2 separate regions of the Homo sapiens genome follow, and region 1 is linked to region 2. The links are chromatin loops, found by intact Hi-C in ENCODE. Cell type or tissue: mammary epithelial cell. All regions are shown on one strand. Each heading gives the region's core, and the rest is flanking DNA. Links, peaks and the distances in the headings are about the cores only. Region 1 overlaps PHLPP1 (PH domain and leucine rich repeat protein phosphatase 1). Region 2 overlaps PHLPP1 (PH domain and leucine rich repeat protein phosphatase 1).

Region 1 (10,575 bases), core at 1,359-9,358, 180 kb after region 2:
GGACTGTGTCTGCCATCTCCATATGTCCCTGATGATGGCTTATTGCCTGCCGATTTGTAGGTCCTTAATACATTTTCTTTTGAAAGAATACTTGCATTTATTTACTTCTTATGAAGTCAGTAGGGAAATATGTTATACACTAGCAGCTTTTACCTTGCAAGGGCAAGGAAATCCAGACTGTGATTGGGATCCTCATTTTTGGAACTGACTGTGCCACTGGGGAGCACGGTGGAGGTGGTGGACTGGGGATAGTCTGCAGGAAGGAAGGAAGTAGGGTGTTACAGAATCTAGCAGCCGGTAGGTTAAGTTGCCATTTCAGGGCAGTACAGGCAGCTATTTGGCAGATGATATATAATACTTTGCTATGAACATTGATATGCCTGTTTCTTTGGTAATGTTCTGAGGAAAACATAATAAAGACAGGCTCCATGCAGCTTTTGTGATAGTTACACTTAAACTATACATCAAGTTGAATTTCTTTTTCTTTAAGATATAATGACTTTTTTATGCTCTTATCTAAATGTGTTTGTAATGATTTTCCTCTAAATCAAGAGTTCCTTCTCAGCTATGAGTTATCTCACTTTTTCTGAGGGTTGCATAATTTTTTGGGCATTCTTACCAGAATTTTGATTATAACAAAGTAATTTTTGTTAGCTATATTCTAGAATGGGCCTGAAAGAGGGAAAGATAATTTTCTTTTAGTCGTGTTTTAGCCAGATTTAACATTCTATTGAATATATTTTTAAGAAAGTTGTAGTACACTAACCATAGAGGTACATATATTAACAATATAAAGGGTCTTTTTTTATTCCAGTTTCACTCAAATATTTTCTATTTGCTTAGTGGTAACCATTATGATTCAGCCAACAAGTGTTTGTGGAGTACCTCAGCAGTCAGCCTTTGTTGAGGACTATTGAAAGAACATGACAGAGTGCTTCTAAGCGTGTTGCTCACTGTGTTAACACTGGGAGAGCAGCACCAGATACCAACATCCTGTAATTTTTTTTTCAACTTTCTATAATTTCTGTGAACGAACCTCCTTCCTGTGTGCAGAAGTATAAAAGGGTGTTTTTGCTTATCTGCCATTAAAGAAAATGGTTGCATTCTTATGTAGAAATAAACTATGATATTTAAAATGTATTAAAATTGCATTAAAATGCTATCTATTCTATGCTGAATTTAACCTAAGCACTGGTATCTCAGTTCCCATCCTAGCAGATTTAATTACTGAAACACCTTACAAGAGTCCTTCATAAACTCACTGAGAAAATGATTGTCATGTGCCAGGCAATCATTTGTTCATCCTTTTAATGAAACCATTTGTTGAACATCTACACTTTCCAGTGCACTGCGCTTAGGATATCCGGGGAGAAACAGCAGCAATCCCTGCTCTCTAGGAGGCCATAGTCTCATGGAAGAAATAAGTAAGCAGATAATTATAACAAGGGACACCAAATTGAAACAGGTTGTAGTAGAGTTGGCATTGAGTTGAGTCTTAAAAGGAATCAGGCATATTGCACCAGATAAAAAGCAAGAAAAGCATGAAGAAAAGAGTTCCAAGCACAGAGAGAAGCATGTGTTAAGGCACAGACAGATGAAAGCATGTCACATGCATGAGCTGCAGGCACTCTGGCATGGGTGGAACATGGAGTGTGAGGAAGCCAGTGTGCAAAGTTGGGGATGCCTTGTTGGACATTCTGAGGAGTTTGGTGTCGGGTTGAAGGACACCTGGGAGCAGGCTGACGGACTGAAGCTGGAGTGTGAGCAGGTGGAGTAAACCACACTGAGAAACCATCCTGACAGCATACAAGGAGTACATTGAGGGAAGCAAGACCAAAAGCAAATTTCTGGTGCAGCCAGAGCCCTCCGGGGGAAATGGGATGCAGGTCAGTCCAGGGTAGTGGAGCTCGACGGAAGGGAACCTGCTGCAGTGAATCAGAGACTCTGTCACAGGAGCCTTGGGGAGCAAACAGTCCTGGGCAGAGGGGAGGCACAGGAACATCATCTCTAAGAAGGTCTGCATTACAGCCTGCAGCATTATCTTCATAAGTAATTAGTTACCCTACTGAACTCATTTCATAATTTGATAATTTAGAGAATGAGCTAGTTTATATCTGTAGAAAAAATTTTTACCAATTTCATAAAATTCAATATTTCTGCAGAATGCCTTTAATCTTTGACCAAAGGCATTTTCTGACCCCTGAATTTTGTTGTCAACTACTTGCATCCTAAATTACTCACACTTATTAGCTCTTTATTTCCTGTCCCATCAGTGTCCAGTAGATTGTGTATATCCCCATTTGTTGTCCTGCTATGCTGATGTGTACTGACTCTGTTGGTAGCATGTCCCATTATTACCCAGTATTATCGGGTATCAGTTTTTCATTAAACTCTGGTTGACTGTTGATGTAACCATTATTTATAATTGAAAAAAACAAAACAAAGCAAAAAAGAGATGACTGTTTTCTCCAATATTTAGGTTAAGTAAATTAATGTACATCTACTAGAATTAGTATGGGGCTATTAAAGGTGGTGGTATATTAGGGCATTCAGGCTGCTATAACAACATGCCTTAGACTGGATAATTTATTAACAACAGAAATTTCTTGCTCGCAGTTCTAGAGGCTGGGAAGTCCAAGATGAAGGTACCAGCAGATTTGGTCTGATGAGGCCCCATTTCTCATAGATAGTTCCTTCCATGTATGCTTGTCAGGTGCAAAGAGTGAACAAGCTGACTGGGCCTGTTTTATAAGGCCACTAATCCCATGCATGAGGGCAAAGCCCTTATGACCTCATCTGTTCCCAAAGGCCCCACTTCTTAATACTATCACGTTGGGGATTAAGTTTCAGCATATGATGAAAATTTGTTGGGGGACAAACATTCAGACCATAGCAGATGGGAATGAAGATGGGGAAAATGGTTGCAGTAGAGTGATAGAAGAGTAAATGAAATGTAATGAAATTGCACCTATGTTTGAGATTTTTAAGGCTTTTAAAAAATATATATGAATAAGACTATAAGGAAAAAAAAACAGAATGCTAACCCTGGGTGTGTTAGGGTGGTAGATTTAAGGGTATATTTTTCTGAGCTTTTCTTTTTGCTCAGCTTTTTGTGGATAATGTGGTTATAATGCTCTCATAATAAAATATGATTATTTAGAATGGCAATATAATTTTTTTCATTGCTACTATTTGGAAGCAACTGTATGAAACATTTTGTGTGAGAGCATTGTGTTGTTTGAAGCCTATTGAAAATATATTTACCCAAAAATACAGGTTTTCATTTTACCCAATCTCTACCCTTCCCCAATCCCTACTAGATTTAAATTCTTTGAGAATTTTTCCAAATAAAAGGAAGATTTTGTCCACTTTTAAGATCCTGAAGTTCTTGAGTATAATCTCCCTCCTCCCTTTTTTTAAAGGACTGAAGAGAGAACAAAACAATTCCCCTCTGATCGTTTCTGTAAGCACTTTTGAAACTTACAATAAGGTACTAATTCAGCCAGATAATTGAATGCTCTCCACCCCATACTATATACTATATATATTCTGCATTGTTGTATCTAGAGCGCTGACCACTCCGTTTCTCTTGTGTATGCTGAGCCTTCTCCACCTAGGTTCCCTGCTCCCTGAACACAAGGGCAGCCCCTCTTTTTACAGTACACCTTATTTAAGCTTTACATCAGTTTTGTGAGAAAGGAGCTATAATTTCTACTTACAGGTAAAACCTGATTTTTTTGTAACCAACATGACCCTTTTGTGATTTTTCTTTCAAGTTAAATTAGGGAGGACCTGTTGGAGAGTCCAGATGTTGATGCCTTGAGGGTAGGATCCATACTTGACTCAGCCCCTTTTTTTTTTTGACACAGATTAGGCAGGCTTACCTGCTCATCTTGCTTTTGCCAATTTCTTATTCAGTTTCTTTTGAAATATCTTCTCATTTTGAGTGTGTGTTACCTGCCTTTTCCTCATTTTACATGTTCTTTTCTTTGTTTTTTGTTTGTTTGTTTGTTTTCTGTTTTGTTTTGTTTTTTTTGAGACAGGGTCTTGCTCTGTCGCCCAGGCCAGAATGCAGTGGTGTGGTCTCTGCAACCTGCACCTCCCGGATTCTTATTTTTTTTTTTTTGGTGAGATGGAGATTTACTCTTGTTGCACAGGCTGGAGTGCAATGGTGCGATCTCGGCTCACTGCATCCTCCACCTCCCAGAATCAAGCGATTCTCCTGCCTCACCCTCTCTAGTAGCTGGGATTACAGGCATGTGCCTGGCTAATTTTGTATTTTTAGTAGAGATGGGGGTTTCACTGTGTTGCCCAGGCTGATCTCGAACTCCTGACCTCAGGTGATACGCCTGCCTCTGCCTCCCAAAGTGCTGGGTTTACAGATGTGAGCCACTGTGCCCGGTGCACCTACCGTATTCAAGTGATTCTCATGTGTCAGCCACCTTGAATAGCTGGGATTACAGGCTTGCGCCACCACCTGGCCAATTTTTGTATTTTTAGTAGAGATGGGGTTTCACCATGTTGGCCAGGCTGGTCTCAAACCCCTGACCTCAAGTGATCCACCCTACTCGGCCTCCCAAAGTGCTGGGATTATAAGCGTGAGCCTCTGTACTCAGCCTTCTTTGTTTTTTGTTTTGTTTTAAGAAATTCCTTTAAAGTTCATTTTAATGTTTGAGCTATAGTTCTCATGGCACGGAGATTTTGTGAGCAATAAGAAAATCTATTAGGATTTTTTAGTTAATGCTTAATTTTAAACGTGGAGATAAAATTAAGTGAAAAATATAGGAAGAATAAAGAACATGGATTTTCTGTTATTCAAAGAAAATTAAAAAATTTTTTTTGCATTTAGCAAAATCTATTTTAAATGTTTATGGCAAAGTAACAGATAAGCCTCCTTTTCCACATTTGTCTAGTGTATTATAATGAATGGTCAGACTGATTTGCATGCAAAGAGTAGGAGTATAGAATTCCCTGAAGAGCTTCTCTAGACCATCTCTTTCTTGTTTGCACTTGTTCTTTTTTCAGTGTGTGGACCTGAGCTGTAATGAGCTAAGTGAAGTCACATTACCAGAAAACCTGCCTCCCAAACTGCAGGAGCTAGACCTGACTGGAAACCCGCGCCTTGTCCTTGATCACAAAACCCTGGAACTACTGAAGTAAGTATTCTGTAAAGCACTGTATCCCCATCATTGTCCACTGGCAATGGGATTCATATCTTAGTGAAAATGGGAAACAAAATATGAAGCATCATTGACTTGTTAGCTGTGTTAACACACACAACAGGATATACAAGATGCAGGGAAGCAATGAACAACCAAGATGTAACTTAAATCTCAGTAGTCACTGATAACGTGGTTGTGACAGTTAATGCAAATATTAAGGAAGGATTTTAAAAGAGATGGATGATGTAGGGAAAATTAACAGTGTAGCGCTGAAATCCAGGTTATTTAAATAAAACCAAGAATGCGGAGTAGTTAGATCCTACCAATAGTTAGATCTTCACGGTTTGGGAAAGAGGTCATTGATGCTGTTTCATTCTTGATATTGATAAAAGAATTAGTGGTTGGAGTTTTCTATGTAAAACCTTAAAGGTCTGCAGTAGGAAAGATGTCTTAATGAGAATGTTCATCATGGAACTCTAAATGTCTATTAAGAATTAAATAATGTTCCACAATTGAATATTACAAAGCCATTTAAAATTATTTAGAGCTATATTGCTAACTCAAAAGATCTTTACAGTATATTAAGTGAAAATATTAATAAAATTCACAATGAAGTTTTATAGTATAATTCAATTTTTGCATTATAAATTTGTGTGCATTGGGTATATGTACATGTGTATGCATACACACATCTAGAAAATGCCTGAAAGGATATATAAAAAGAGTTAAAGTGGTGTTATTCTCTGGATAATAGTATTATGGGTAGTGTTTATTTTCTTCTTTAAACTTTTCTGAATTTTCAGAATTTTTTGGGGTATATCAGTAGCAGTTTTAAACATTGTCATACATTAGTCATTATGCATGCCATATATGTTTATTCAATGTTGGAATATTTGTTGCCGAAAGTCATCTTCCATTATCTTAAGAGAATCAGAAAAGAACGGTAGAATTTTGGTGACTGGTCCGTTAATACTATCCTAGGCTGTAGTGCAAACCAAAGTTTGAAAAGCACTTAAAGTGATTCCTGGATAGAATTGGCCTAATTAGTGCCTAATTTGTTGGCATTTTAGTACTTGATGAGAAAATTAATTTTGATACATAGTTGAAAAACACTGCCTGAGTGTCCTGAGGAAGGCGTAGAGACCGAGGTTCTCTCCATTGTTGATCACATGTATGAAACCTCGGCCTAAACCCCTCCATCTGTCCACACCTATAAGATGAGAAAAAAAATGGCCTACGTGATCTTTAAGGTACTTTTTAAGATCAAGAAAACATGGATTATCAAAATACATCATCTTTAAACAGATAGCTTTTGAGTATTTTTTATACGTAGGATACAAAAATTTTTGAGCATTTTTTTACAAATAAAATTTAAAAATAATTGCACCAAAATTTGTTAATAAATGGAAGTAGCCACTTAGAGAAAAATTAAAGTTGCATTCTTATATCACACCAAAATCCAGCTGAAATAGTTGAATCTGTAAAATTAAATGATTTTTAAAAGTAATAAATCATATGAATATCTTCACAAGTTAGAAAAAGACTTTTTAGGCCAAGAAATGAAGGGAGTAAGTCACAAGAAAAGAAATCAGTACATGTAGATTGGTTTCAATATTTATGTCGTATATGTTTACACGTAAATATACTTTTTATACATAAAAGTGTTAAATGTCTATTTCCTATTTCAGAAACTCTCAAGAGTAGATATAAATGGCAAATGACAAACTAGGAAGAGAAATACAAAAAATAAAAGCATTAATATGCTTACTAGAAAATGTTCTTATATGATAAGAAAAGTACTCAAAATAAACCAAGGACATTAACATTTAACAGATGCAGTACAAATAGTTACATGAAAAGATGTTCAAACTTATAAGTATATCAAGCAAATACAAAATAAAATATTTGAATAACATTTCCCCCCTCAAATTGGTGCTGCTGAAGGAGTATAATTTGGTATTACACTCTTCTTAAAAGCAGTTGTCGTACGTATCAAGCTTTTTAAAATATTCACTTACTCAGACCAAAGTTTCCTATAGCAAAAAATCATAATACTCTTAAAATGTTACCTTCTGTTTAACATCTGGAAGGTTGTGGATTCTTAATGACTTGGAAGATTTTCCGTATATTATTTGCACTTTTAGAGGGTTGGTTTGTTTTATGTGAGCCGATTAAGTGCATATGAGGACTCTTCTGTGAGATTGAGCTGTGGTTCACAGAACTCTGACTCATTTAAAGATATACAAGATGGCCGGGTGTGGTGGCTCACGCCTGTAATCCCAGCACTTTGGGAGGCCGAGGTGGGTAGATCACCTGAGGTCAGGAGTTTGCAACCAGCCTGACCAACATGATGAAAACCCGTCTCTACTAAATACAAAAAAATTGGCGGGCGAGGTGACGCATGCCTGCAATCCCAGCTACTCAGGAGGCTGAGGCAGGAGAGTCACTTGAACCTGGGGGCGGAGGTTGCAGTGAGCCGTGTTACGCTATTGTACTCCAGCCTGGGCAGCAAGAGCGAAACTCCGTCTCAAAAAATAAAAAATAAAGATATACAAGAGTCAGCATTCATTTCACTTCAGATAGCTGCTCAGCCACACTGTGTTCAGCTAGGTAGAGAAGAGAAATTGCTGCTTCACTAGAAAGAATTATTTGTGTGCTGGGGAGAGGGGGCAGTTAAGAGTTATTTTTTTTTTCCTTTAATAATCAGGCTAGGAAATGGAATTATTTCTCTGAAGACTTTGTGTTCTGTAAAAATTATAAATGCCTTTAAAAATGAGCCTTCACTTTTCCCTAGACTTCAGGATGGTATCTAAGAGCCTTAGGATATGTCTTAAGAAACCTATTGTATTGCTGACTGTTTTAGATGGATAAAATGGAGTACCAGGTCATATGGAGAGCAAATAATGGAGGACTGTCCTTTTTTTTGTTAATGCCTCTTTTATTTATAGAATTGAAAACTTTGAAAAAAAGATTTAGCTCCAGCCTTATTGTAAAACAAGGTATTAACTTGATTTGGGGATTTTCTATTGACACTATGATTTATGTTTTTCAAGACAAGATGGAAAGTAAATGTTTGCTAGTAATTGAGAGTAGAAACTTTTCTTTAACCATATATTTTTAAATTTCAGAAAAATTGCCATCAGTTATTTCTAGTTACAAAGGGAATACAAGTTAGATATTGATTTACTTCTTAGAGCTTTAACTGGTTCTTAGGAAGGATATACAGTATTTGTTAGATTTGGGAGTAATGAGTACCAACAGATAATTTTAATTCTTGTGGTCATGACCAGAACTATGTAGGTGTTGCTTCAGTTGTCAGCAGATAATACATATACTTTTTCCCTTGTTTAAATAATAATGAGGGGGAAACTTAGTGGCAATTTACAAGTAAGAGGACTTATTTCACCTTGTGGTAGCCAGCCTTTTAACAGACTACTTTACATCTGTTAATGACTCCCTGTTTAGGGGCACAGAATGCTTTCTAGAGGCTGATTTTATTTTATTTTATTTTATGTTCTTTTATGTTATGTTATGTTATGTGTTATGTTATTTATTTTTTGAGACAGAGTTTCGCTCTTGTTGCCCAGGCTGGAGTGCAGTGGCACAATCTTGGCTCACCGCAACCTCCACCTCCCGAGTTCAAGTGATCCTCCTGTCTCAGCCTCCCGAGTAGCTGGAGTTACAGGCATGCACCACCATGCCCAGCTAATTTTTTGTATTTTTAGTAGAGACAGGGTTTCTCCATGTTGGTCAGGCTGATCTCGAACTCCCGACCTCAGGTGATCCGCCCGCCTTGGCCTCCCAAAGTGCTGGGATTACAGGCGTGAGCCACCGCGCCTGGCAAGGCTGATTTTTAAGAAATGCTATTTGAGAATTTGTCCCTTTAGTATTTCTGTTTTGGGTCCTGTTGGATCAATTATGGCATATGAGGGCTGAGGAGAGGTAAGAAATCTCCCAGTTTAAATACATACAGTTAACTTGTAATTTATTAAATACCCTTCATTTGCTTTGTAATTTTACATATATGTTTTATTTTATGATATTAGTCTTAGCATACTTGGCTATACCCGTGAGGAGAGTATTGGAAGCTCCAGGGAACTGCAAGTCCATGATAATATTTGGAGGGGTTATATGGACAGAAATTGGATTTGGAGATGAATATTGCAGAATTCTCTCACATCATCTAAATGCAGTATAATTGTGGCTTAGGTGTTTTGTTGTTGTTCTTTCTGAGTATTCATGGTGTAAGAATACACCCATCCTATTACTTAAGTTTTGTTTTCTCATGCCAAGGCTGAGAGCTGTCCTTGTCATTCCCAGGAGAGAGCAGTCATCTAAAGTGGAATGTGTGAAAGTCTCTAATAGCTGCTTTACGATGCTCATTAAAACTAATTTTCGTGCTCTGTATATATGCCCCTCAGTTTTCATTACAACGAGTAGCTGGTTCTTGTTGCTGATAAGTATTTCAGACACATTAAACGCAGTAAGAAATGGTAAGTACAGAGTGTTTAACAGGTGTATTTTTTATTTCTTGGATAAAGGTAGCAATTTGCACACATTTGGTTTTAATGATTCCTGTTCCCTCCCTGTTTCTCTTGTTAGTAATATCCGCTGTTTCAAGATTGATCAGCCTTCTACAGGAGACGCTTCCGGAGCCCCAGCTGTATGGAGTCATGGTTACACTGAAGCTTCGGGGGTAAAAAACAAGTAAGTCAGATGAAACTTTAGAGGAAGAAGTGCCTCCTGCCTGTCTCACTCCTTTAGTTGGGTAGAAAGAAACTCAGTGCTGTAGCACACACTTTTCTCATGTAAAATTTCTTTGAGTATTGCAAGTTTCCCCAGAGTGAGGCTCCCTCACGACTTATGTTTGAACATTAAGGGAAGGCCCTGTTTGGAATCACATAGTCTCCCTTAGTAGGAGACGTTGCTAGGATACAAGGTAACTGACACATTATATCTATGTAAGACTCCAGTGTTTAGAAAAGGCCTAAGTATTGAAATGCATCCCTGCTCCTTTGAAAAGCTCCTTTATCTTCCTCTGACGCTTGTTTACCAAGCAAAACAGAGATAGTATTAAAGGAGAAGTAGCTTAATTGTGCATATTTAAGATCACTCATGTTATTGACTATGGAGCTGTTTTTACAATCTAAATTAGCTTGGCAGCAGTTTGATGTCCATTGTCTGTAATGTCATCTGCTTGTCTTGCCACCAGGACTTGCCCATCTTAATATCTTTTTCTTCTCCATTTTCCCCACCCTTCCCTCTCTTAGATACAGATATTGATTTTTCCTGAAAAATGTAACCAGGCTTTTCAGGCTTGCTTGTATTATATGAAGAGGTGCTAATAATTAGTACCTAGACAGGTAAAGAATCCTGTAAATTAGAACGGCCATAATTTAATTAGCTGAAGTAT
Region 2 (10,575 bases), core at 1,326-9,325:
CCCAGGCTGAAGTGCAGTGGTGTGATCTCAGCTCATTGCAACCTCTGCCTCCTGGGTTCAAGTGATTCTCCTGCCTCAGCCTCCCAAGTAGCTGGGATTACAGGTACCCGCCACCACACCCGGCTAATTTTTGTATTTTTAGTAGAGACGGGGTTTCACCATGTTGGCCGGGATGGTCTCAATATCCTGACCTTGTGATCCACCTGCCTCCGCCTCCCAAAGTGTTGGGATTACAGGCGTGAGCCACCATGCCCAGCCTGCTGACTGGTATTGTATTGTATGAATACATGACAGTTTGTTTAGTCATTCTCCTATTGATGGACACTTGGGCTATTTCTAGTTTTTGGCTAATATGAACAATGTGTTATGAACATTGGTGTTACAAGAGTTTCTGTGAACATGTTTTCATTTTTGGGGGGTAAATATTTAGCAACCCAATGGTAGATGTTCGTTTAATTTTAAAGGAAACTGCCAAACCATTTTCCAAAGTGTTTATACCATTTTGCATTTTCACTAGCAGTGTTTGAAAGTTCCAAATGCTCTACATTCTCTGCAGTATTTGGTGTTAATCTTTTAAATTTGAGCCATTCTAATGAGCTTGTAGTGGTATCTTATTGTAGCTTAAATTTGCATTTCTTTGATGGTGAATGATTTTGAGCATCTTTCCATGTGCCATTCAGATATCTTCATTTATGAGATGTGAGTTTAGATCTTTTGCCCATTTTTCTTATTGGGTTGTTATTGAGTTGTGAAAGTTCTTTTTATATGCTGGATATTAGTCCTTGTTAGGTATATGTATGTATTGAAAAATATTTTATCCTATTCTGTGGTTTCTTATATTCTTATTTATATTATATATTTTATTATATATTTCTTACATATTATCTAAAGGGTGTTGTTTTGAAAAGCAGAAGTTAAAATTTTTTTAAAGCCTAATTTGTGAGGTGTTTTTTGCCTACTGTAAAGTCACAAAGATTTTTCTTGAGTTTTCTTCTAGAAGCTCTGTAGTTTTAAGTCTGTGATCCATTTTTGACTTTACCTTTTCCGTCACTGTCTATATTTGGATATCACTTGTAATAGATTTCTGTTTTAGAAAGGACTCATCCCCTTCCCCCAACCAGTAAGGACTCTCTTTTAGAATATTTTTGTTAAAGTGCTCGTTGTTTTTGTCTCTCACATTAAAACACCCTTCTCATTGGTGTCCTGCATATCATGTCTGCCTTCTCCAATCTATTTCCATAATGCCATAATGTCATAGGTTATTACTTTAAAATTACTCCAATCATTCGTGTTACTACCCTGCTGAAAAATCCTCAATAACTGTCAATTTCCCAAGAGTTGCCTAAATCTAGGTGATGTCACTTGTTGGAATCTCCATGTCATACCATATGACAAGGAGAGAGTGAATCAGCCAGTTTTCTATGTAAAGAATTAATCAATCCCTAACTTGGAGGACTTAGCCATAACTTCTGTTATTATATTTACTGCATTCTATTGTCATTATTTTGTTAGATTGAACTCTTTTTAATGTATTACCTTTGATATTCTTCCCAGCACCTCCTAGACCATTGTGATACAGGAGACTTTTTTTGAGGGAATAGTTGAGGAACCTTGGCAGTTAAAAAGACAGCGCTGGAAATCATTGACTTGAAGGGCAGACTGGGCAGCCAGTAAATTTTGGGTGCTATGTTGTTTTTAAAAATCATTTTATACTTAGAGGGGCTAACTTAAAGAGAATAATCTGGAAGACTAAATATAGCCTTTAGTTTAATTAGGAAATAGCTTCTGTTGAACCGGCAGTGAAGATGTGATGAGGAGAATGGTAAGAGTAAATTCATTATTTATTCTTTTGGTAGGAATAAATTCATTATTCTGAACTCCCTCTGACTTATTGTATACCGTGCTTATTCCATCAGGGCCTTGCTGTTGTTTTGCTCAGAGACATAGCTATTTAAGTGTAAGATTACATATTTTTAGAAATAATACAAGCGTGTGTTCAAATTAAGTTTATTCTTTAGAGGGTTTTTTTAAATGAAAGTAGAGCTCCAAAAAACACCTTGTAAAACTTCTATTACTGCTATTCTAAGGTAGTATACAGGCTAAGTATCCAGGAGATAGAATAATTTAGTCTGTGGAGTAACTGTTAGTTTATTGATTAATGTTTATAGCTTGATGATGTGGTATAGATTTTGAGTCATTCTTTAGCATATTTGCTCATATTATGCTTTGGAAATATTTTAAATTAAGCCTTCTGACTTCTTTGGTCCCACAAGGTTAGCCGTAGGCTTGTATATTGTTAATTCAGGGAATGTTAGTGGCTGGAGTAATAAACTCAGAGGCTATTGAAAATTTGTAATGATTTTGTTGTATTCATATGTAATTAGACCCTGTCATGCTCCTATTTAAAACCTTCCAGGGGTTTCCCATTGCACTTAGAATGAAATCTGAATGCCCTCCTAGGCCTTCATGCTCAGCCTTATCTCCTACCCCTCCTCCCCTTGGTAGCCTTGCTTCCGCTACTCTGCCTGAGCATGAAAGTGCATGATCTCCTTAGGCCTTTGTATTTGTGGTCCCGTCTGTTGGTAATCTTCTTTTCCAGACCTTCAGATTTTTTTTTTTCTTCAGGTTTCATATTAAATGTCACCTCCTCAGAGCAATCTTCAGCAGTCTCCATTCCTCTCTAGTCACCTATTCCATTACACTATTTTAACTGTCTCCATGGTACTTGTCACCCTGCCTCTTGTTGGTCAGTAATCCTCAGGAGAGTGGTTGCCTTGCTGTATGGTTTACTTACTGCAGTATCCCAGTGCATGGAGACACACAGCAGGTGCTTGGTGAGTGTGCAGAGGGATGAATGTCATCTGTATCATCATCCTCACTGAAGTAACTGACAGTCAGAAACAACTTGTGACTAAATAGGTACTAATTGATATGATTGTCTGTTTAAATTACTCAGTAATTGATTCAGCTTTTCATTACGTAGTACAGAATTTAATTATGGTAGAAACAGATACTGTCTTTTGTGGCTGGAGCTATGCAGATTACAGGGTTCTGTCTCGTATTCAATTTGTCGGGTCATGATTTCTCATCATATCAATTCTTTAATGTAGCTAAATAATACTCTTCTTTTGGTTTTAAGTTTCGATTAATTCCAGAGGTGTTTTGGGACTTGCTGAAGTATCATCAGGCCATGTGTTCTGTTTTTTTTGAGTTAAAGCTTGGCTGAGGCAGGCTGGTAGATTGAGAGCTCTCTGGGCTGGAGGTCAGGAAGCCCAGCCTCTGGTTTTAGTTCTGCCAGTAGCCAACTGTCCACATGAATATTTTGGCCCTCAGTTCCCTAATTTATAAAATAATAGAGTTGAATGAAATGGTCTCAAATGTTAGTCTTTTTTTAACAGTGTATAATTATGTAATTCTGGGCAAGAACCAGTCATTTTGCGCTTGTGGGAATTTTTATAGGTTGTATGCGTATGTGGTATATATGATAGTTGTCCAGTTACCATTACGCTTTTCAAGAAGGAATAGTCGAGTTTGTTTTACTTAACTGAACATTAAAACATCTGAAGGATTCAGAAGTGGTCTAGTTTATTTCAGTTTTTGTTTGTTTTCATTTTTGTTAGTGGCTGCAATAAGAAATACTGTACATGATTTATTGGGCATATTGATTTAAAAATTGGCAGTATTATTTAAGTGGATAATAAAGTTTTGTCTTAAGGATACTTATTTGGCCTTCTCACAGTTTGAAGGTTCTCAACCTTTTTCTTCTTTGGAAGTCATTTGAGAATTTTATGATTGACTTGGCCTCATGTGTCCTACTTTAGCACATCAGTTTTACTTAAGGTTCATATCATTCTTCATTGACATTAGATATGCATCAGTTTTAAGAAATCTTATAGAATGCTGAATGTTCCATTCCGTGTTCTGTAGTTCAGTGCTCATCAGAATCACCTTAGGATTTGTTAAAACATGGATTGCTGCTCCCCACCCTGAGTTTCTGATTCAGTAGGTCTGGAGTGGGACCTGAGAACTTGGGTTTGTAAGAAGTCCTTAGGTTATATCACTGCTGATCCAAGAACCATGCTTGGAGAACCTCTGCTGTAGTTTGTCAAATTCTTTATTTGCATGTGCTGGCAGCATTTTGATTAAGGAGTCTTCCTTACTGTATACTGATGCATCTCAACAATACACCTTGTGGTCCTTGGATTCCCTCATGCTATATGATACCTCATATCCTCTCCAGCTTCTTGGTTAGTGTGATACATAACACAGTTTTCAATGCCAGTGGAACTCTTAACAACAGGATGCTGCCAGTAACTTTAACCTTCCAGGTTGTGTGTTTCAATGGGAAAAGCATGCATTTAGACATTTGGGTTTATTCTTGAGAACACTGGCTTTGGAATCCAAAAGGCCTTGGCTCAAAGGTTAGCTTTACCACTTATTTGACTATTTGAGTTTGGGAAAACTATGTAACTCTTCTAAATCTTAGTTTCCTTAATTTAAAAATTGTTGAAATTTTATATTTGCCTCATAAGATTTTTGGGAGAGCTTAAGTAAATTAGATAAGGTATATAAAGTGCTCCGTAGATACTCAATAATTGATGGTCTTAGAAAAGTTTGTACATCAGTCTAAATGATTATAACTTTGATGTGGCTTTGGACAAATTTTCTCTCCATTTCATGTCTTGCCTTAATGTGGGTTGCTCACCTAACCTGCCTACCAGGGCCTCGCCATGGACAGTAGACAGGTGTCTGCTTCATCTTACGTGTTTGGAAATGCTATGTCTTGTTCCTGTCTAACCTGGCTCTATCACTGGGCTCTCAGTTTTGGCTCCTGGCTCCACATCAGGCCTTTCCTGCCCTGGTGACCTGTTGCTGCCTGTTTCTCTGACGCTCACCTTCACTTGTGAGAGTCACTGGGTTCTGGAGTGGTTTTGTATTCCTCTTTCTGGCTCCATGTGAAAAACAGTGTGATTAGAGGTATATCTCTACCCTCCCACCTGGGATAAGATGATTTTTTTTTTCCACCAAATTAATTATGTTAAATATGTGTGATTTTAATTTATAGTCAAACTGTCTTCTGCATTTTAAGCTCCAGTTTTAATGCTGCATGTTCATTAGAAACATAGCCTCATGAAGATAACTTTGATTTATTGTATTTTCTTAAAAAGGGCCTATATTCACCAGATTTTCATTAGCTTGGAATACATATGAGAAATTTTTAGCTGTGAGTCTTGCTGATTGGAATGAAGATTCCCCTAAGAAACTGTTTTAGTGACTAATAAAAGTTTTGTAAGAAAGTGCCAGTTGCCTCCATCACAAATAACACTTGGTAGCAGTGTTGGAGGTTCAGTGACTTGTCATTGTTTCACATTCTTTTTTGTTATGGTCATGAATTCTCTGTTGTCCTAAGTCCTATTGTAATATGTTTTCAGCCATACTTTTGATTTCATGCTTTTCAGATGCCAAAGGGGTTTGTCTTTGTTACATATTTACGCAAACACTTCGCTGCCTATTTCCTCTTCACTTTACTGATGCTCCTCTTGCTCAACTGGAGGATGTCTGCCAAGAGGCATGAGTCTGCCTGTGCAGGTGTCTCCTAATCCTGATTTTTGCTTGTATTTGTGAACATGTGGCAAGCCTCTTCTGCTGAACCAAGTAAGGGTTGTGGAGAGAGAACAGAGGCACCAGACATAGACTAAGGTGTAAGGAGCAAGATGTAATAGTTTAACTCAATTGGATTTTTTAATTGGGTGGAATAATTCAGGGTTGCCACACAATATTATCACCTAAAAAGATGTGACTTACTGTGAAGGATTCAATACTAAATAATGGGGCTCTCTCTGCCATATATATTCTTGCTTAAAAGTATCTTAGTACAGTGCAGACATATTATATACAAATTTAATTTACATGAATTCAGCTATATGCACTCCATCTTTTATATTAACTATAAGTGTTATATATGTGACAGAATTCACAAATGAAGGAATTTACAGCAATAATTTCAATAATATGTGATTTTATCCTATTCACTGACTTTAATATCTATCCCTAGGTAAGATAGGGATAAATCTCCTATCCTATAAATTCTTACCTGTAAATTATTTGAGGGAAGGAGAAATAACAAGGGGTAGTGACTCTTGGCGGTGTTAAAGATGGCATAGCAAAAGGCAGTGCAGTGGTAATTTTTGACAGATTAAGATCAGATGTTTTCGGGGCAAAGCGCTATTTGTTTTTTGACTTCCAGTGGTCTGTTTTTTGACATCTGTTTGTGCTGTAGTAAAATTAATTTATTTACTTTTATAATGTTTTAAACACTTAGCCATAGTTTGGGTTGCTTCCAGCTCTCATAAGTAAATCACTTTGATGAGAGTTTATGAGAATCTTTAAATAATTTAGGGACCAATAAAATACTGTTCTTGCCAGAAGATAGAAATGATACCCATCAATGGTACTCATGCTAAAACTTAGTGAGTTAAAAGTATTTGTTTTCAGAGTTTTAAAAAAAAAAAAAAAAGATGAGTCACGTATAGTTACTAGGTCTTGATTCTGCTCCCCACAAGCCTTTCTTTTTTTTTTCTTTTTTTTTTTTTTTTGAGACAGAGTCTTGTTCTGTTGCCCAGGCTGGAGCACAGTGGCGTGATCTTGGCTCACTGCAAGCTCTGCCTCCTGGGTTCACGCCATTCACCTGCCTCAGCCTCCTGAGTAGCTGGGACTACAGGTGCCCGCCACCATGTCTAGCTAACTTTTTTGTATTTTCAGTAGAGACGGGGTTTCACCATGTTAGCCAGGATGGTGCCGATCTCCTGACCTCGTGATCTGCCCGCCTTGGCCTCCCAAAGTGCTGGGATTACAGGCGTGAGCCACCACACCCAGCCCACAAGCCTTTCAATAAATGCTATATTGTAATGGTTATTGTAACAAGAAGCTATTGTGCAGCACTCATGAAATGAGTATCTTTTCTGATCCATGAATAGCACTATTAAGGGGACACCTGAAGCCTTGAAGAAAAGCTTTTCTTTTGCCCTTTTTTCTTGATGCATTTTTTTTTTTTCTCTTAGAATAGCTACCAGTTTATGTTTGGAATACAGCCTAATAACTTGTGCCTTAACCTAATTAAATCATGTTTCTTATGGGGTGAAATGATTGACTGTAGGCACAACAGTCCACATAATGGAAGTAAAAAAGCAATACGGAATTTATAGTTGACTTTTAGAGAACTTATACTTCTCACAATTTTGGTCTGGTCTCTCATTCAAGAAAGGGCCTGAGAATGAGAAGAAAGATGGCCACAGCAAGAAAGGGCCTAGTGTCTGCCACCTGGCTAGGCAGAGCTGAAGCTGCTGGCTACAGCTCAGAGCACTTGTAACTCCAGACCCAGGCTCATGGCCTCCAAGGTTGTGCATTTTTAAGATTCAAGACGATGGGGAGTATTTTGAAGTTATTCTCATTCTCTGATTGTACTTTCCTCCTCCTAGACTTCACATGGGGCAGACAGTGGGGTATGTCTAAAGCAGTGGTTCTCATGAGCATTTGGCAACATCTGGAGACTTTTTCATTGTCACAAATAGAGGGATTACTTTGACATTTGTCATTGGACAGTGAAACATCCTACAATACACAGGATAGCCTCTCAGGAAAGAATTATCTGGCCCCAAATGTCAATAGTGAGAGTAAAAGAGGAATGTAAAGTTTCTACTATAATAGTTTCATCCCAAAGGCTAATAGAAAGAAAGCAGGGACAGAATTCTTATTTTAGGCTTGAGGAGGGTAATAGAAGTTGGTGTACTATAACTCATGGTAGGTTTTGTAGCCATACCCATAAGCTGTCATCTTCAGAAGGAAGAGAAGTTTAAGGGCTAAGTTTGTTCCAGTGAAGGCCAACTTGCAGTTAAGTGAGTGGTGCAAAATCAGAAACTGCTAAAGCCACACATTTGTCTGTGTGCTGAAGAAATGGGAGAATTATCACTAATAAAACCTCATGTTGTTTGCAGATATATAACCTGCTTCAGTACGTGTTAACGTTTTGGACTATTTGGTCATTTCATTTAGTCCTAATTGAACTTTTTGAGAGTGAATTGGAACAGAGCACAAGCTAGTTTCACTGACACTTAAATCAACAGAAGATTATGGGGATCCTTTTTTGAATTCAGTAATTGTGGTTTCCTTTTTGACGTAGTTGCCGTAATTGAGAAATTGAAGCATGGTCTGTTCAGGGCAAAATGAGTCATAAAATCAGAAGATATATAGATATTTGTGGAAAAAAAGATTAATATAGCATAAATGCTAGAGGAGGGGAGAATAATTTGAAAAACTCCTTATTTATAACGAAGGCAATTAAATCATAGCTCCAAAATTAGGTTGTTATAAAACATAGAAAACCAGATAATTGGTATGTTTTTCTGTTTGACTCTCAATTTTAAAGGACTGTAATTGATGTATTGTTTATATTGTTCACTAAATACAGTGTTTGGCTGATAGGGAGGGAATAGAGAATGCATGTGATCACTCAGAGATATTCAGTGCTTCTCCCCCAAAACAATTATAGTGCCGTGGCTGCCAACAGTGATGTCACAGTCAGTAGATAAAGAGCCATTTAAGACTCTCTGTATCATCCTCAGAAGGACAGGGAGAATTTATGTAACATCTGAAGCAGTGTTAAGATTCCTGCTGTGTTCATCATTCAGGAAAGGAGAGAGTACTGTTTATAGAGGGAGAAGCGGTTGCTCTGTTTGTTAGAGCAAAAACAAATTCAAAGCAGTACCTTGGGACTGAAATAGAGAAATAAGGCTGGTTTCTCTACCTTTGTGCTGTGGCTATTAGAGATGGTGTTGGGCAAGATTGATCTACCTAGATTGTAAATTTTAGTACTGTTTATAGATTAGTAACATCCTTCTGGGGAGAAGAAAATGGCATTAATATAGACTTAAATTGTTTGTGGAAAAAAAGTTTCCTTACAGGCAAGAAAAGCGTAACATGAAAGTAGTTTTCCTAATGCCAAAGGCTTTCTCCGCTGCCCACTGTGCTGTTTTGCCAAAATTTTGGCATTGTTCTTTTCTCGGGTCATTACCGTTCATGCTGGATTTGGGGCCTAAGTAAAAAAGGAATATGCTGTCGGTTTAATTTTGGAGGTGAGGAAACCATGCCATCGTTTGGTATGGCAGGAGTGGGCCATGCAGGGGGAAGAGTGGTAAGCTGAACTGAATTGTATTTGAATATTTTCAGTCCATAGCCAAGTGCCTGACCTGCAACAAGTGCTTAATCAATAACTGTAATAATCATAGGTAGATACACATAGGGAGATGACTACTTCCTAAATATATCTCTTATCACCCTCTTTGACTTTCTATCCCTGCCTTAACTCAAGATTGTCATTAATTTCTTGTAGTCAGTTTAACCAGTGATAGCCTCTAGTGTGGTCCCTCAGTTTCTAGTCCCTTCTGCACACTGATGCCAGAGCATCTTCCTAAAAGAGAGACATTACATTTCTTAATATAGGCGTCTGTGGCTAATGCTCACAGGTAAAAGTCAGTTTTTAAAGTGTTCCTTGCAGTGTAAGGAGTAATAGGCATTTTAAAAGATAAACATCTTTATTCTATGTCTACAAGCCCTCTCCAGCAGACGGATGAGTCTGATGCTTCCCATATCTTGAACTTTATGAATGGAACCATCAAGTTGGTTATCATTTATTATTATCACCATCTTGTTGTAGTATCACCATTTTGTTGTTGTTATTGTTGTTTTGTTTTGTGATCCTTAACTATCATTATTACTTTTGGTTGAGAGTTAAGTCCATGGAATCAGACTGTCTTGGCTGTTTTATTTCCTAGCTCTGTGACCTTGGGTAAGTTACTAATCTCGCTGCCTTATTTTCAAAGTTACTGTTCCCATTGTCTTTGCTTTTTGCAACAAACTTTTCATTTAAACATCTGATTTTCTTGATCAATATTAAGGAGAAAAAGTCATCTGCAATTTAAGAATGCTGTTTACAAAGCAAATGAATAAAAAATCATTGACTTTTTTTGTATCTACACTTAAAGGCTGTCCTAAGCTCTTGCTTTTAATAGTAGCTACACTTAGTAGAATGATTTTGGTAAAAGGTTCACAGTCTGCTCTGTGAACTGCCTCTTCTAAAAGCTACCAGTTGTGCCAAAGAAGTAATGACATTTGTCTTCATTTTTTGCAATGGTTTGTGCTGTTTATTTAGTATAAAATTTCTGATGTAACATAATTAGAATGAGTATTTGGTCAGTTAATTGAAAAAGCTGGCTAAAGGAGAATATAAAATGTTTAAGGTAATTTGCAAATACTTTCCCCATCTTAGACTTTATCTAGAGGCAGGGAGGTGTAGAATACCTCTAAAGCGTGCATGCATTCATTCATTTATTTATTTATTTAGAGACGGAGTCTCACTTTGTCGCCCAGGCCAGAGTGCAGGGAAAAAATTCAATTTTCTCTGGAATTTTAGATTCCAGAGAAAAGATGTTTTACTCAGGATGCCTTTTTTTTCTCTCTTTTCTTTTTAGCTTAACAGATTGCTCTCAATTTTTGAAATATAGCTAACCCCAATTATCT

What was found. Peaks named below come from ENCODE experiments on the same cell type or tissue, not always from the same donor. Only the 100,000 strongest peaks of a DNase experiment are listed, where the experiment ranks them.
Region 1: it touches region 2 in a loop (2.1-fold over the local background); 2 of 110 quality-filtered maps call a loop at or near these places.

The regions. Positions count from the first base shown.
Region 1 is chr18:62,953,604-62,964,178 of GRCh38, forward strand. It overlaps PHLPP1 (PH domain and leucine rich repeat protein phosphatase 1), which reads left to right. Exons shown (of 17, transcript NM_194449.4): 13 at 5,026-5,156; 14 at 9,765-9,869. Among named protein-coding and RNA genes, the nearest start is that of PHLPP1, 240 kb to the left of the region's middle. In mammary epithelial cell, for the core only: a CTCF peak has its summit at 4,455 (motif pointing left); no DNase peak of the experiment used is centred there.
Region 2 is chr18:62,776,650-62,787,224 of GRCh38, forward strand. The region is part of intron 1 of PHLPP1 (PH domain and leucine rich repeat protein phosphatase 1); the gene reads left to right. Among named protein-coding and RNA genes, the nearest start is that of PHLPP1, 66 kb to the left of the region's middle. In mammary epithelial cell, for the core only: no CTCF peak of the experiment used is centred there; DNase peaks (open chromatin) are centred at 4,852 and 5,452; H3K27ac peaks cover 2,433 bases.